2 separate regions of the Homo sapiens genome follow, and region 1 is linked to region 2. The links are chromatin contacts, found by Hi-C in ENCODE. All regions are on one chromosome and are shown on one strand. The core of a region is the stretch at or near the end of the contact, and the rest is flanking DNA. Distances in the headings are between cores, read along the strand shown.

Region 1 (6,922 bases), core at 3,569-6,068, 1.3 Mb after region 2:
GGGTTTGAGACCAGCCTGGCAAACATGGCGGAATCCCATCTCTGTTTAAAAATACATATATATATATATTTTTTTTTAATTGAAAATAAAAAAGACCGGCCAGGCACGGTGGCTCACGCCTGTAATCCCAGCACTTTGGGAGGCAGAGGCGGGCAGATCACGAAGGTCAGGAGATCAAGACCATCCTGGCTAACATAGTGAAACCCCGTCTCTACTAAAAATACAAAACATTAGCCAAGTGTGGCGGCGGGCGCCTGTAGTCCCAGCTACTTGGGAGGCTGAGGCAGGAGAATGGCATGAACTCGGGAGGCGCAGCCTGCAGTGAGCCAAGATCACACCACAGGGCACTTCCAGCCTGGGCAACAAAGCGAGACTCCGTCTCAACAACAACAACAACAAAAAAAGACAAGAAAGGAAAAGAAAAAAGACCTTATTCTAGGAAACAAGAAAGACTCTATGGTGCTTTAAGTTTTATTAAGCAAACAGATGAACATGCATTTATGGGAATAAGCACAATTCAATAGGTAACTTAAGGAAAGGTGGTTTTTATTTGTTTTATGTGTGCTTTTCATCAAAATGTCAAAACTTGTGCTCTTTGGTGGCCACTGTCCCTCAAGTAGTTACCTTTGGAACTGCAGAGATACCAAAAAATGATGTATTGTGCAGAATAATTTGAGAATTCTTTGAAGCCTGTCTCCAGTCCACAGACAGAGCATACTCATCTGAACACTAAAATTCTGCAGAAATTCCTACAAAACTATCCCAAGAACCACCACTGGGACGCATCTGGAGTCTGTCTGGGGCAGGGACGAATGATACTTTCTGGTATGTGAGGGATCAGTGCCCTGGCCATAAGGAAAGACTCTACCTGTGGAATGCAAACTGCCTTCGTAACTAAGGCATTGCTGCACTGCCCTCAGGTATGCAGCTACCATTCCAAACAACCTAACTGGAAAAAAACTAAGCCAGCACTATTGCTCACATGAATGTGGTCATTAATCGCATAATCTACAGGGCGGCCTCCACAAAGCTGCCATTACAATCTGATGGCAGATAAAGCAGGCCCGAGTCAGCTGGGAGGTTCACATGAAGGTGGCCAGAGAGCATCTGGTAAATGCCACTGCGAACTCTAAACACAAGGTGCCATCACTATTATTAAAGAAACTTTTCGATCTGTTTGATATTCCACAACATCCGGAATCATCCACTGATAACCCCTTCAGAATCAGTAAGCCTGAGCATGACGCCCTTAACACAGCACAGACTTTCAAGGTATAGAGAAGAAACAAAAGGCAAGGACATCTGCGAGGCCGAGGCGGGCAGATCACTGGAGGTCAGGAGTTCCAGATCAGCCTGGCCAACACTGTGAAACCCCATCTCTATTAAAAATACAAAAACTAACCAGGCAAGGTGGCAGGCGCCTGTAATCCCAGCACTTTGGGAAGCTGAGGTGGGCAGATCACCTGAGGTCAGGAGTTCCAGATCAGCCTGGCCAACATGGTAAAACCCCATCTCTATTAAAAATACAAAAACTAGCCAGGCAAGGTGGCAGGTGCCTGTAATCCCAGCACTTTGGGAGGCCAAGGCAGGTGGATCACAAGGTCAGGAAATCGAGACCATACTGGCCAACACGGTGAAATCCCGTCTCTACTATAAATACAAAAATTAGCCAGGCGTGGTGGTGGATGCCTGTAGTCCCAGTTACTCAGGAGGCTGAGGCAGGGGAATCACTTGAACCTGGGAGGCAGAGGTTACAGTGAGCTGAGATCGCACCACTGCCTCCAGCCCGGGCGACAGAGCGAGACTCTGTCTCAAAATAAATAAATACATACATACATACATACATACATACATACATACATACATACATACAAACATACAAAAACTAGCCAGGCAAGGTGGCAGGCGCCTGTAATCCCAACTACTGAGGAGGCTGAGGCAGAGGAATCATTTGAACCTGGGCAGAGACTCTCTCTCAAAAAAAAAAAAAAAAAAAAAGCAAGGACAAATGCCCCTCTGCTCCCACTCCAGAAATGCCTGGCCATCAGAGATGTGGATGGGTATCCAGGATTAGGGAAAAGTTCATGTTATCTCCCTGCAGAATGCTATGTTGGTGGAAATCCAGAATTTTTTTTAAATATATGCATACTTTTAGATTTATTTATTTTTAAACAGAGTCTCACTCTGTCACCCAGGCTAGAGTGCAGTGGTGTGATCTCAGTGCACTGCAACTTCCATCTCCCAGGTTCAAGCAATTATCATGCCACAGCCTCCCAAGTAGCTGAGGCTGAGATTACACGTGTGCACCACTACGCCAGACTAATTTTTTTTTTTTTTTGAAACAGGAGTTTTGCTCTTGTTGCCTAGGCTGGAGTGCAACGGCCGGATCTTGGCTCACCGCAACCTCCGCCTCCTGGGTTCAAGCAATTCTCCTTCCTCAGCCTCCCAAGTAGCTGGGATTACAGGTATGAGCACCACCACACCCAGCTAATTTTGTATTTTTAGTAGACATGGGGTTTCTCCATGTTGGTCAAGCTGGTCTCGAACTCCCGACCTCTGGTGATCCGCCCGCCTCTGCCTCCCAAAGTGCTGGAGATTACAGGCGTGAGCCACCACGCCCGGCCTTAATTTTTGTATCTTTAGTAGAGACGGGGTTTCACCATGTTAGCCAGGCTGGTCTCTAAGTTCTGACCTCAGGTGATCTGCCCGCCTCGGCCTTCCCAAGTGCTGGGATCCCAGGCGTGAGCCACCCCGCCCAGCCTAGATTATTTAAATATCACATCACAACTTCATATACATTTGAGATTAAAAGTGATAAAGTTCCAAGTCCCAAAGCAGCACGAGCTAAGGATACCATTTCCATTCAAATGAGTTGTTATTCTTCTCCCAAAAAGTGGATAAAGAGTGCAGACCTAATCACCCATCTACTTCTCTGTGTTATGTTACTTTCCCAAGTAATAAATATCACCAGCCTAATGGCCACTTTCTTTAAAGCTTTAAGTCTATTGTCAAAAGAAAAACACACCAATGTTTTTGATGTAGTGGCCTCATATCTCAACCAGCATAACCTCACCAAAGAGGCTACCAAACTCTAGAATTAAGTTTAAGTCCACACAAGTGAAAGTTTTCCAGGTGAATCAAGAGAGATCCAAGTTGCACTGGCACAGCTTCAATGTCTCCATGAGGAGGCTGCATGCAGGCAGGCTCATGAATCAAGTGGAACGACAACATCTTGGGCAAGAACAGGAGGGCTGGCATTCAACACTGCCTGCCTGGTCGGTTCCCTTGCCCTGGGCTCCAACCTGGCAATCCCAGGAGGGTTAAAACAGAACTTCAGCACACGGGAATAACCGCAGAGGAAGGCACCGAAAAGGAGGGAAGGAAGAAGGTGTGAGCTCACCATCTGCAGCTGAGGTTCAAACTCTTTGAGCTGGTTTCCTGATTTTCATCAAGACAGCCAGGCAGTATTTGGTAAACAGTGTACCAAGTAGCCCTGGAGACTCTGAGCAGCCTACCCCCTTAACCACAAAAACACCGGACAGGCGGAGGGAAAAAGAGAAGACAGGATCCAGGAATGGTGCACACACCCAGCCAAAGGCCACCTTCCCTCAGGCACCCAAGCCAAGAGTGGCATCCCCAGGTCCTGTTATACGTCAAAGGCTGCAGCCGTGTGGGCCCCAAAGCAATAGCACAGCTTGCTCCCCTGACCAACCAACTCCTTCTGAAAAGAAAATCGACCTTCTCTGATGGAGCCGAAACCCAATGAATCAATGAAATTCAACAGCAGCAGCAATCACTACCTCTCCAATTGCGGACCTCTCAGGATGCCTGGCCAGGCTTGAAAGCCCTAGAGGAGTAAGGAGTTCGGATTTCTGATTCAGTGAGTCTGGGGAAACTCTGAGGAGGGTCACAAGGGCAAACCTCCCCGGCCTCTCCTGCTTGGCCCCAGCCCTAGGACGTGCTGCGGTAAGGGCTTTGCTCCCCCCGCCCTACACACACACACACACACACACACACACACAGACACACACACACCACCCCCCCCCCCCCGGGACACGGAGGGTGGGAAGGAAGGAAATGGAGGCCGCTCATCAAAGCGCCCGAAATCAGCGCACCCGCGTGTGTCCTGCGTCGCCCCCCAGGCCACCCCAGGACTAAGCCCTGCCCTCTCACCGGCGCGTCCCAGCCACGCCTTCCCTCCAGCGTTGCTCCGGCACCCTCGCCTAACCTCTGCACGTCTCGGATTCCCAGCTTTCTCCTAAATCGCGTCCCTCCAAAAGTCGCCCCAGCTCCCCCTTCTGCAGCTGTCTACACCTCCCCCACTCATTAGCAGCTCTTAACCCCCGACGGCCCTGCTCCTGCACTTCCCTCTCCAGCAGGCCCCGGACCCCGGAAAACTGCCCCGCTCCCACAGCGCCGCCCCCATGGGCCCCCGCCCCTTCCCCGAGCCGACCCCACTCGCCCTCGTCCTCCCCAAGATGTCTTCTCCAGGCGCCCCCCGGGGCCCCGAGCACTCGCCCCCTCCCACAGAGACAGGAAGTTCCGCGCGGCCCGACCCGCTTCCCTCAGGGCGCGGAGCTCGGCGCGGCGGCCCTGACGGGGCGCGGGCCCGGCCGCGGACCAGCGCCCCCGCGTCCCGCCCGCGGCGCCCCAACCGTCGCGGCGACCCCTGACCTCGGCGGCCACTCACCTCCCAATCCGTCGCACACTCCGTTCAGGCTGCCACGGCGTCTCCAGACCCAGCTCCGGCCGGGCTCCCGCTACCGCTTTTGCTCCGGCAGCACTGCCCAGCCCTGCCCAGACCCCTGCGGCCGCTTCTGCCGCCAGCCGCGACCGCACCGCCCCCGCCGCTCCCGCTGGGCTCTGTCCATTGGCTACCGGACACCGAGCCCCGCCCCACAGCCTCCCCGGCGCCCCCGATTGGGCCAGATGAGTAGAGAGGCGGCTCACCCCGCGTGAGGACGAGGGAAAGCCCCAGGACGCGCATTGGTGACTTCTCCTGTCAATCAAACGGGGAGTGCCTATTTAATGGGCTGCGAGGGTGGCGCAGATTACTCTCCCAAAGCCGCTCGCTGGTGGTGGTCCTTGAGACGCGCTTCCCGGGGCTGGAGTTTTGCGGTTTCGTCGGCATCCAGGGGTAAGAGGGCGCGGCAGGGCAGCACCGCACCTGACCGGAAGTTCAGGGAAGGTAATCCTACAGTCTTTCAGAAAGTTTCCTCTCCCAAGGGACTCAAAGAAGCTAATGTCGTTAGGAGCTCCTCCGACTTGCGCCAAAAGCGTCATTCCACGTGGACCCGCTTAGTTTAAACGGGGGGTTGGGGGGGCGTATGTTGCTGCTCTCTCTAATAAAATATATTTGGATGGCAAGGCACCAGGCAATGCACACGCATTCTTTCCAATTCTCACAATCACCTTGCATGATAGGGTATTAGCCCCGTTCTGCAGAGGGAAATACTCTTGAAGGAAAATGGAGAGCACTTCCTGAGCACTGTCCTACGCGCTGTCCAAGCACTGCTTCATGTCATCCAGGTGGAGAGGATGGTGAGAGGAACCCCAGGTGAGGGGTGAGCCAGGTAACTTGCTGGGGGTGATGTGGAGTAAAGAGAGTAAATGGCAGAGCCAGGATTAGAAACCCAGGTCAGCCCAACCCTTGAGAATAATAATGATGACTGTGTAGCACTATGGGAAAATGCTTAAACTAAAACGTTAAAAGAAAAAGCCAGATAGAGCCAGGCATGGTGACATGCACCTGGAATCCCAGCTTCTTGGGACGCCGAGGCAGGAGAATCGCTTCAGCCCAGGAGTTTGAGGCCAACCTGGGCCACATAGCAAGACCCAGTTCTCTAAAAAGTAAAATAAAAGAAAATAATAATAAAAGAAAAAGCTAGATACAAAATGGTAGAAACTGTAGAATTGCTGCTACATATAGATAGGTATGAGAAAAGAGTCCACAAAGAAATCTAGTGGTTGTTTACTTTCTAGACTGCTCTGTGGCATTGTCCTTATGACAATAATTGAGAAAGAAACAAAAGAACCGGCTAGGCACGGTGGCTCACGCCTGGAATCCCAGTACTCTGGGAGGCCGAGGCGGGCAGATCACAAGGTCAGGAGTTTGAGACCAGCCTGGCCAACACAGTGAAAGCCTGTCTCTGCTAAAAATACAAAAAATTAGCTGGGTGTGGTGGCATGCACCTGTAATCCCAGCTACTTGGGAGTCTGAGGCAGGAGAATCACTTGAACCTGGGAGGCGGAGGTTGCAGTGAGCCAAGATCACGCCACTGTACTCCAGCCCTGGCGACAGTGCGAGACTCCATCTCAAAAAAAAAAAAAAAAAACCAACACACAGTGCCAGGACAAACCACTGCCAAGAAGTCTCTCCTCATTCTCCAGGACTGAGCCAACAGGGACCTCTTTGCCACCCACAATACCTGTGGACCATTTGTATAGATAGAACTCAGCCATCAGCTCTCAGCACTTTCATATCTGGGTAAGTTCCGCTTACATCGCAATTCCATGCCCTATAAAAATATAGAGCCTTGTCGGGCGCTGTGGCTCACGCCTGTAATCCTAGCACTTTGGGAGGCCGAGACGGGCGGATCACGAGGTCAGGAGATCAAGACCATCCTGGCTAACATGGTGAAACCCTGTCTCTACTAAAAATACAAAAAATTAGCCAGGCGTGGTGGCGGTCGCCTGTGGTCCCAGCTACTCGGGAGGCTGAGGCAGGAGAATGGCGTGAACCCGGGAGGCGGAGCTTGCAGTGAGCTGATATCGCGCCACTGCACTCCAGCCCGGGCAACAGAGTGAGACTCCGCCTCAAAAAAAAAAAGAAATACAGAGCCTCTCCCAAATTTTTGGGGGTTTTTGTTTTGGTTTGTTTGAGACAGGGTCTCACTCTGATGCCCAGGCTGGAATGCAGTGG
Region 2 (6,417 bases), core at 9-2,508:
CATACCACCAGCCAACCTAAATCCCTACCTAGCATGATCAGTTTGGTTTCGCTGTACACCAGACAGCCAAAACTTGCAAGGTTTTGATTGAACAACAAATACTGCGTGCTTACTCTGTACCAAGCATCAGGACTAGATGTTTACCATGCTTTATTTCATTTGATCCTCACAACACCCTCATGCACTGTCATCCCCATTTTACAGTTGAGGAAAACTGCAAAGTTCAACCTGAGACCATCCGATTCCAAAACGTTTCAGGGAGCTGCGTTAAAGCGAGCACTGAGTTTGGAAGCTTCAAGTTCTAGGCTCAGCCACGTACTAAGCTTCAAAATGCATGGGAGGAGGTTTGTGGGGAGTGCTACCGCCGGGATCCAAGCTCCACTGGAAGGATTAACTATAGAAGTTACAGTGCTTTACAAATTCTTCCCTCCTCACCAAGTGCCAACCAAAACTACTACGCCAGGACACACGTTTTAGAACTTTCCCTAGATGTTTAAAAGTCAGAGACGACCAAGAGTTTAGAGACGCCGCACGTGGTGCTACCAGACTTCTGGTTTTTGAAGCCACCGCCTTGCAGGAGAAGCCTTTCCTGCACTCCAGGCCGTGAGTCGCGCTCACTTCATGTTCCCCACAGCCCCCAAATGCCAAAGGCTCCTCTAGGTCCCTGGCGCGTGTGACTCGCGGCGGGCACTAAGCGCAGACCCATGGGAGATCTCCTCCTGAACCCCAGCAACGGGGGTGGGGTGAGGTAGGGTGGGTAGGAGAGGTTGATCCGAATCCCAGGGTCCCACGCCATCGTAGATTTCGTATGAAAAGAAACAAGGAAAAAAAAAAGTTGGAGCCAAGTTTTCTTCACCCAACTTTTTGCCCTCTCCCACGTGGGTTGGTCTCTTTCTCCCAGGCTGGGCCATGCCCCCTCCGCTCGCTGCAGGCCTTTTGCCAAGCAAACAGACCGTGCGGCAAAGCAACACAGCTGCGGGGATCCTAAGGTTTCCTGAGTTCTAACCTCGGGCCAGGCTGCTGGGACCCCGCCGCTGCTGGGGTTCTAACTAAGGGCCCGGCGGTTAAGACCCAACGCCGGCGGATGAGACGGCGCAGGCTCTAAGCCTCCATCTAACAGGCTAGGGAGTGAACGCAACCCTGAGTCTCCCGCTTCCCGGTCCCTCGGCCGGCGCACGCACTCACCATGGCTGCGGTTCCGCGGGCTCAGCACTCCTAGGGGAGCGCAGCTGACGTTTCAGAAGCACTCGCGTGCACCGGAAAAACTCACAGAAGCAGCAGCGGAAATGGCCCCGCGCGGCAGGAAGCGAAGGTGACGCTACGCGAGCGAGTGGGCCCCGCCCTCTACGGGGGCACTGGCGCGGAAACTGGCCCTGTGTCGAAGAAGGAACGTACTTTGGCGTTCTTATGAGCTGCCTAGTACAAATTATTGGCAGAAACAATGAATTAAACATTCAAAAAGTAACCCACCGGCCGGCCGCAGCGGCTTATGGCTGTAATCCCGGCACTTTGGGAGGCCGAGGCGGGCGCATCACCTGAGGACAGGAGTTCGAGACCAGCCTGGCCAACATGGCGAAACCTCGTCCCTACTAAAAAATACAAAAATTAGCCAGGCGTGGTGGCGGGCGCCTGTAACCCCAGCTACTTAGGAGGCTGAAGCAGGAGAATCGCTTGAACCCCGGAGGTGGAGGCTACAGTAAGTTGAGATCATGCCACTGCACTCTAGCACTCCAGCTGAGGCGACAGAGCGAGACTCTCAAAAAAAAAAAAAAAAAGGCCGGCCGGGTGCGGTGGCTCCCGCCTGTAATCGCAGCACTTTGGGAGGCTGAGGCAGGCGGATCACTAGGTCAGGAGATCGAGACCATCCTGGCTAACACAGTGAACCGTCTCTACTAAAAATACAAAAAATTAGCCGGGCATGGTGGCGGGCGCCTGTAGTCCCAGCTACTCGGGAGGCCGAGGCAGGAGAATGCCGTGAACCCCGGAGGCGGAGCTTGCAGTGAGCCGAGATCGCACCACTGCACACTGCACTCCAGCCTGGGCAACAGAGTGAGACTCCGTCTCAAAAAAAAGAAGAAAAAAAAGAGGGCCGGGTGCGGTGGCTCACGCCTGTAATCCCAGCACTTTGGGAAGCTGAGGCGGGCGGATCACCTGAGGTTGGGAGTTCGATACCAGCCTGACCAATATGGAGAAACCCCCGTCTCTACTAAAAATACAAAATTAGCCGGGCGTGGTGGCGCATGCCTGTAATCCCAGCTACTCGGGAGGTTGAGGCAGGAGAATCGCTTGAACTTGGGAGGTGGAAGTTGCAGTGAGCCGAGATCGCGCCATTGCACTCCAGCCTGGGCAACAAGAGTGGAAACTCGGTCTCAAAAAAAAAAAAAAAAATTCCAGCCACTAAACAGTTAAGGCCTGGCTCATTATAATTGGCTGACGTCCCTGCCTGCTCAGATATTTAATATTTTGAATAGAACTTTTGGGTAAAAGAGTCTTCAGGGTAACATTTATTTTCCCACCAACACTGATCCTAAGATGGGAAAAGTAATTCCCCCACAGGAAATCAGGATACTGCAAGCAACGAGAAAGGCATGTTGAGTGGTTAAACAAGAATACATGTATTCAATACAGTGTTCATTAAATGTTTGATAATAGAAGGACAGGCAGATCCAAGTATTTCATAGGAAGAAAGAAATCAAGCAGACCGCAGGTTATATCACCCCATCACACATTCAGGGAACTTAATCTTTTCATTCCAGAGGATGGGTTTGTTTAAAACAAGTTCTTCCTCCTAATTACTTTTGAACAATTCCCCAATACTGTCCTTACCTGCACCAAGAGCATGCTAACCAGGCCTGGCACCAGGGTCAGAGTTGAGGCTGGGGCATCAGCCCCCTTTGTGAGGTGGCCTCAGTGACAGGGGTGCTATGAGGTGGCGGCTATCCTACTGCAGCTGGCTGCATCAGATGTGCCAGGCCTGCCCTCTAGCTCCCAACACCATCTGCCTGATCTAAGCTTTGCCATGTTGTTGTCACTGCTGGGTGCCTGTGCTGTGGTGGGGCCATTCCATGGCCCTGAGTGGGAGCCAGTGCAGGGCCTGCTCTCCCAGAATCACAGCTGCAGGGACCCTCAGTGCTGTGGCAACCTGCTTGTCCTCTGCCTCTTTCTGGTCTGGCAGGTCCGGCACTGTTGGCACCAGGTCACCAGGACCCGCTTCAGCACAAGGAATGTCATCAAGGTGAGTGGGCCCCATACACCTTCACCCTTCTTCCCTCAGCACCATGATTGTCTCTGTCACTTGTTACAAGGACCTTGTTTTATGCCTGGTGTACCAGAAATGAATCAGAGGGAAACTCAGGCTGCTCAGGGAGAGCATCGGCCAAGCCCCAAACCCAGGAGTCACCCTGAGCTCCTCTCTTTCCCTCACTCCACACATTCAATCCATCTGCAGGTCCCAGGGGCTATACTTGCAAATTGTATCTCAAATCTGATCACTTCTAACCACACCACACCCTCCTGGGCAGAGACACCATCATGTCTCAACTGGACCATAGCAACAGCCTTCTGCCTGGTTCTTGCTGCTTCTCTTATCCAACCACAGCCTATCCTCCATACAGTCACCAGAATGGCCTTCTTCTTTCTCTCTCTCTCTCTCTCTCTCTCTCTCTTTTTTTTTCTGAGACAGAGTCTCACACTGTTGCCTGGGCTGGTGTGCAGTGGTGTGATCTTGGTTTGCTGCAACCTCCGCCTCCCTGGTTCAAGCGATTCTCCTGCCTCAGCCTCCCGAGTAGCTAGGATTACAGGCGCCCGCCACCACGCCTGGCAAATTTTTTTTTTTTTTTGTACTTTTAGTAGAGATGGGGTTTCACTTTGTTGGCCAGGCTGGTCTCGAGCTCCTGACCTTGTGATCTGCCTGCCTCGGCCTCCCAAAGTGCTGGGATTACAGGTGTGAGCCACTGTGCCTGGCCTCTTTTTTCTCTCTTTTAAAAAAAAAAATTGGTCCAAGGATAATACACACACACAATTACAAGTGTGTAGATCAGTAAATTTTCATAATTGAATACATCAGTTTGTAGCATGCAGATTAAGAAACAAATGATTACCAGCAGCCCAGAAGTTTTAGTCACAACTCTGCGGATTTCCTTTTCTTTTCCTTTTTTTTTTTTTGAGATGCAGTTTTGCTCTTGTTGCCCAGGCTGGAGTGCAATGGTGTGATCTCGGCTTACCTCAACCTCTGCCTCCCAAGTTCAAGCAATTCTCCTGCCTCAGCCTCCTGAGTAGCTGGGATTATGGGCATGCACTACCACACCCGTTAATTTTGTATTTTTAGTAGAGGCGAGGTTTCTCCGTGTTAGTCATGCTGGTCTCGAACTCCCGTCCTTATGTGATCCGCCTGCCTTGGCCTCCCAAAGTGCTGGGATTACAGGAATGAGCCACCACTCCTAGCCAACTCTGCAGATTTCTTTCTTGTTTTTCTTTTTTTTCTTTTCTTTTTTTTTTTTTTTTGAGATGGAGTCTTGCTGTGTGGCCCAGGCTAAAGTCCAGTGGTGCGATCTCGGCTCACAGCAACCTCTGCCTCCCAGGTTCAAGTGATTCTCTTGACTCTGCCTCCCTAGTAGCTGGGATTACAGGCATGTGCCACCACGCACAGCTAATTTTTGTATTTTTAGTAGACACAGGGTTTCACCATGTTGGTCTGGCTGGTCTCGAACTCCTGACCTCAAGTGATCCACCCACCTTGGCCTCCCAAAGCGTTGGGATTACAGGTGTGAGCCACCACGCCTGGTCGACTCTGGATTTCTTTCTTTCTTTCTTTCTTTCTTTGAGACGGAGTCTTGCTCTGTCACCCAGACTGGAGTGCAGTGGCGCGATCTCGGCCCACTGAAAGCTCCACCTCCCGGGTTCATGCCATTCTCCTGCCTAAGCCTCCTGAGTAGCTGGGACTACAGGTGCCCGCCACCATGCCTGGCCAATTTTTTTTTTTTTTTTGTATTTTTAGTAGAGACGGGGTTTCATCGTGTTAGCCAGGATGGTCTCAATCTCCTGACCTTGTGATCCGCCCACCTCGACCTCCCAAAGTGCTGGGATTACAGGCGTGAGCCAGTGCACCCAGCCTCTTCTTTTTTTTTTTTTTTCAGATGGAGTCACGCTCTGTCACCCAGGCTGGACTGCAGTGGCGTGATCTTGGCTCACTGCAACCTCCGCCTCCTGGGTTCAAGCAATTCTTGTGCCTCAGCCTCCTGAGTAGCTGGGATTACAGGCATGCGCCATGATGGCTGGCTAATTTTTGTATTTTTAGTAGAGAAGGGGTTTTGCCATGTTGGCCAGGCTGGTCTGGAACTCCTGACCTCAAGTGATCCACCCATCTTGGCCTCCCAAAGTGCTGGGATTACAGACATGAGCCACCATGCCCTGCCATCAGAACAAACTTTTAGAAACAGAACATAGCACTTAGCTGCTCAAAACCCTGCAATGGCTCCTATACTTACATTATCTGGCAAACTCAGAATAAAATTCTCGCTCCTAATCACGACTCTAAGGACCAGCATAATCTGTCCCATGTTTGTCTCCGATCTTATCTCCCAGTGCTCTCCTCATTACTGGTTCCATTCTGGCCACACAGTCTTCTTTGCTGTTCCTGTACATGTAATTTTGTTCCATCCTCAAGCCTTTGTACTTAATGTCTCTTCTGCCTACAACGCTCTTTCCTCAGATGTCACTTGGTTTGCCCCTTACTTCATTCAGGCTCCAGTCAAATGTCACTTCCTCCAAGAAGCCTTTCCTGACTATTCTGTCTGTGCGGATTATGCAAGTTATTATGTGTGCAAGGATTTTGCTTCTCTGTTCTCATCTACAGGTGCCACTGCAGAAGCGGGCAGTGCCCTCCATGAGGTGCGAAACTGTCTTCAAGCTGACTCCTGAATTCTTCAGTCCTGGAAAGTCCAGGGGCCTAGATTCTCAACAATGCGCACAAAGGCAGAGATGGGGATACCGGAGGAGCCTCCAGGAATCATGGGCCCAGAACCTGCTCTCTCCACAGCACCCATGTCCAGGCCCACCTTCGGGTGTCCACACCCACTCTGAGCCCATCTTTTGTACCACCTCCATTTCAAACACCTGTTTACTGCCTCAGAACAGTTCCTGGAAAGCATGGCAGGTGCCTTGGTGTCTCCATGATGGTCAGACTCGCCCTGCCTTGGACATGTGTCAAGAGATGGAGCAGCTGCTGCTTCACTCACAGGAAAGGTTGGTGTCACTGGAGCCTGTCATCAGTGTGAGGTCTCGCCCCACCTCCATGACCTTAACCACCTCTCTTCCAAACTTACTTTCAGCTGAGAGGCTGCAGTTCTGCCCCCAGAGAGCTCCTGCCTGATCCTTCCCACCAAACACTGAGAATGTGCACTTGGAAGTCTTGGCACT

Evidence for each region. A loop is a pair of places that touch in the nucleus more often than their neighbours do. Pooled maps may share reads with other maps.
Region 1: a pooled map shows a loop between it and region 2 (2.8-fold over the local background). The contact joins the promoter of PACSIN2 here to the promoter of SNU13 in region 2. A Hi-C loop is called at or near these places in 5 of 50 pooled maps.

What each region holds. Positions count from the first base shown.
Region 1 is chr22:43,010,331-43,017,252 of GRCh38, forward strand. PACSIN2 (protein kinase C and casein kinase substrate in neurons 2) reads right to left here and starts at 4,819. Exons shown (of 11, transcript NM_001184970.3): 1 at 4,691-4,819. RefSeq lists enhancers at 4,421-5,124, 5,107-5,306 and silencers at 4,547-4,616, 4,737-4,786, 4,797-4,986.
Region 2 is chr22:41,687,609-41,694,025 of GRCh38, forward strand. It overlaps SNU13 (small nuclear ribonucleoprotein 13), which reads right to left and starts at 1,259. Exons shown (of 3, transcript NM_001003796.2): 1 at 1,186-1,259. The coding sequence starts at 1,188. It also overlaps the pseudogene C22orf46P. RefSeq lists enhancers at 459-628, 1,179-1,358 and a silencer at 740-939.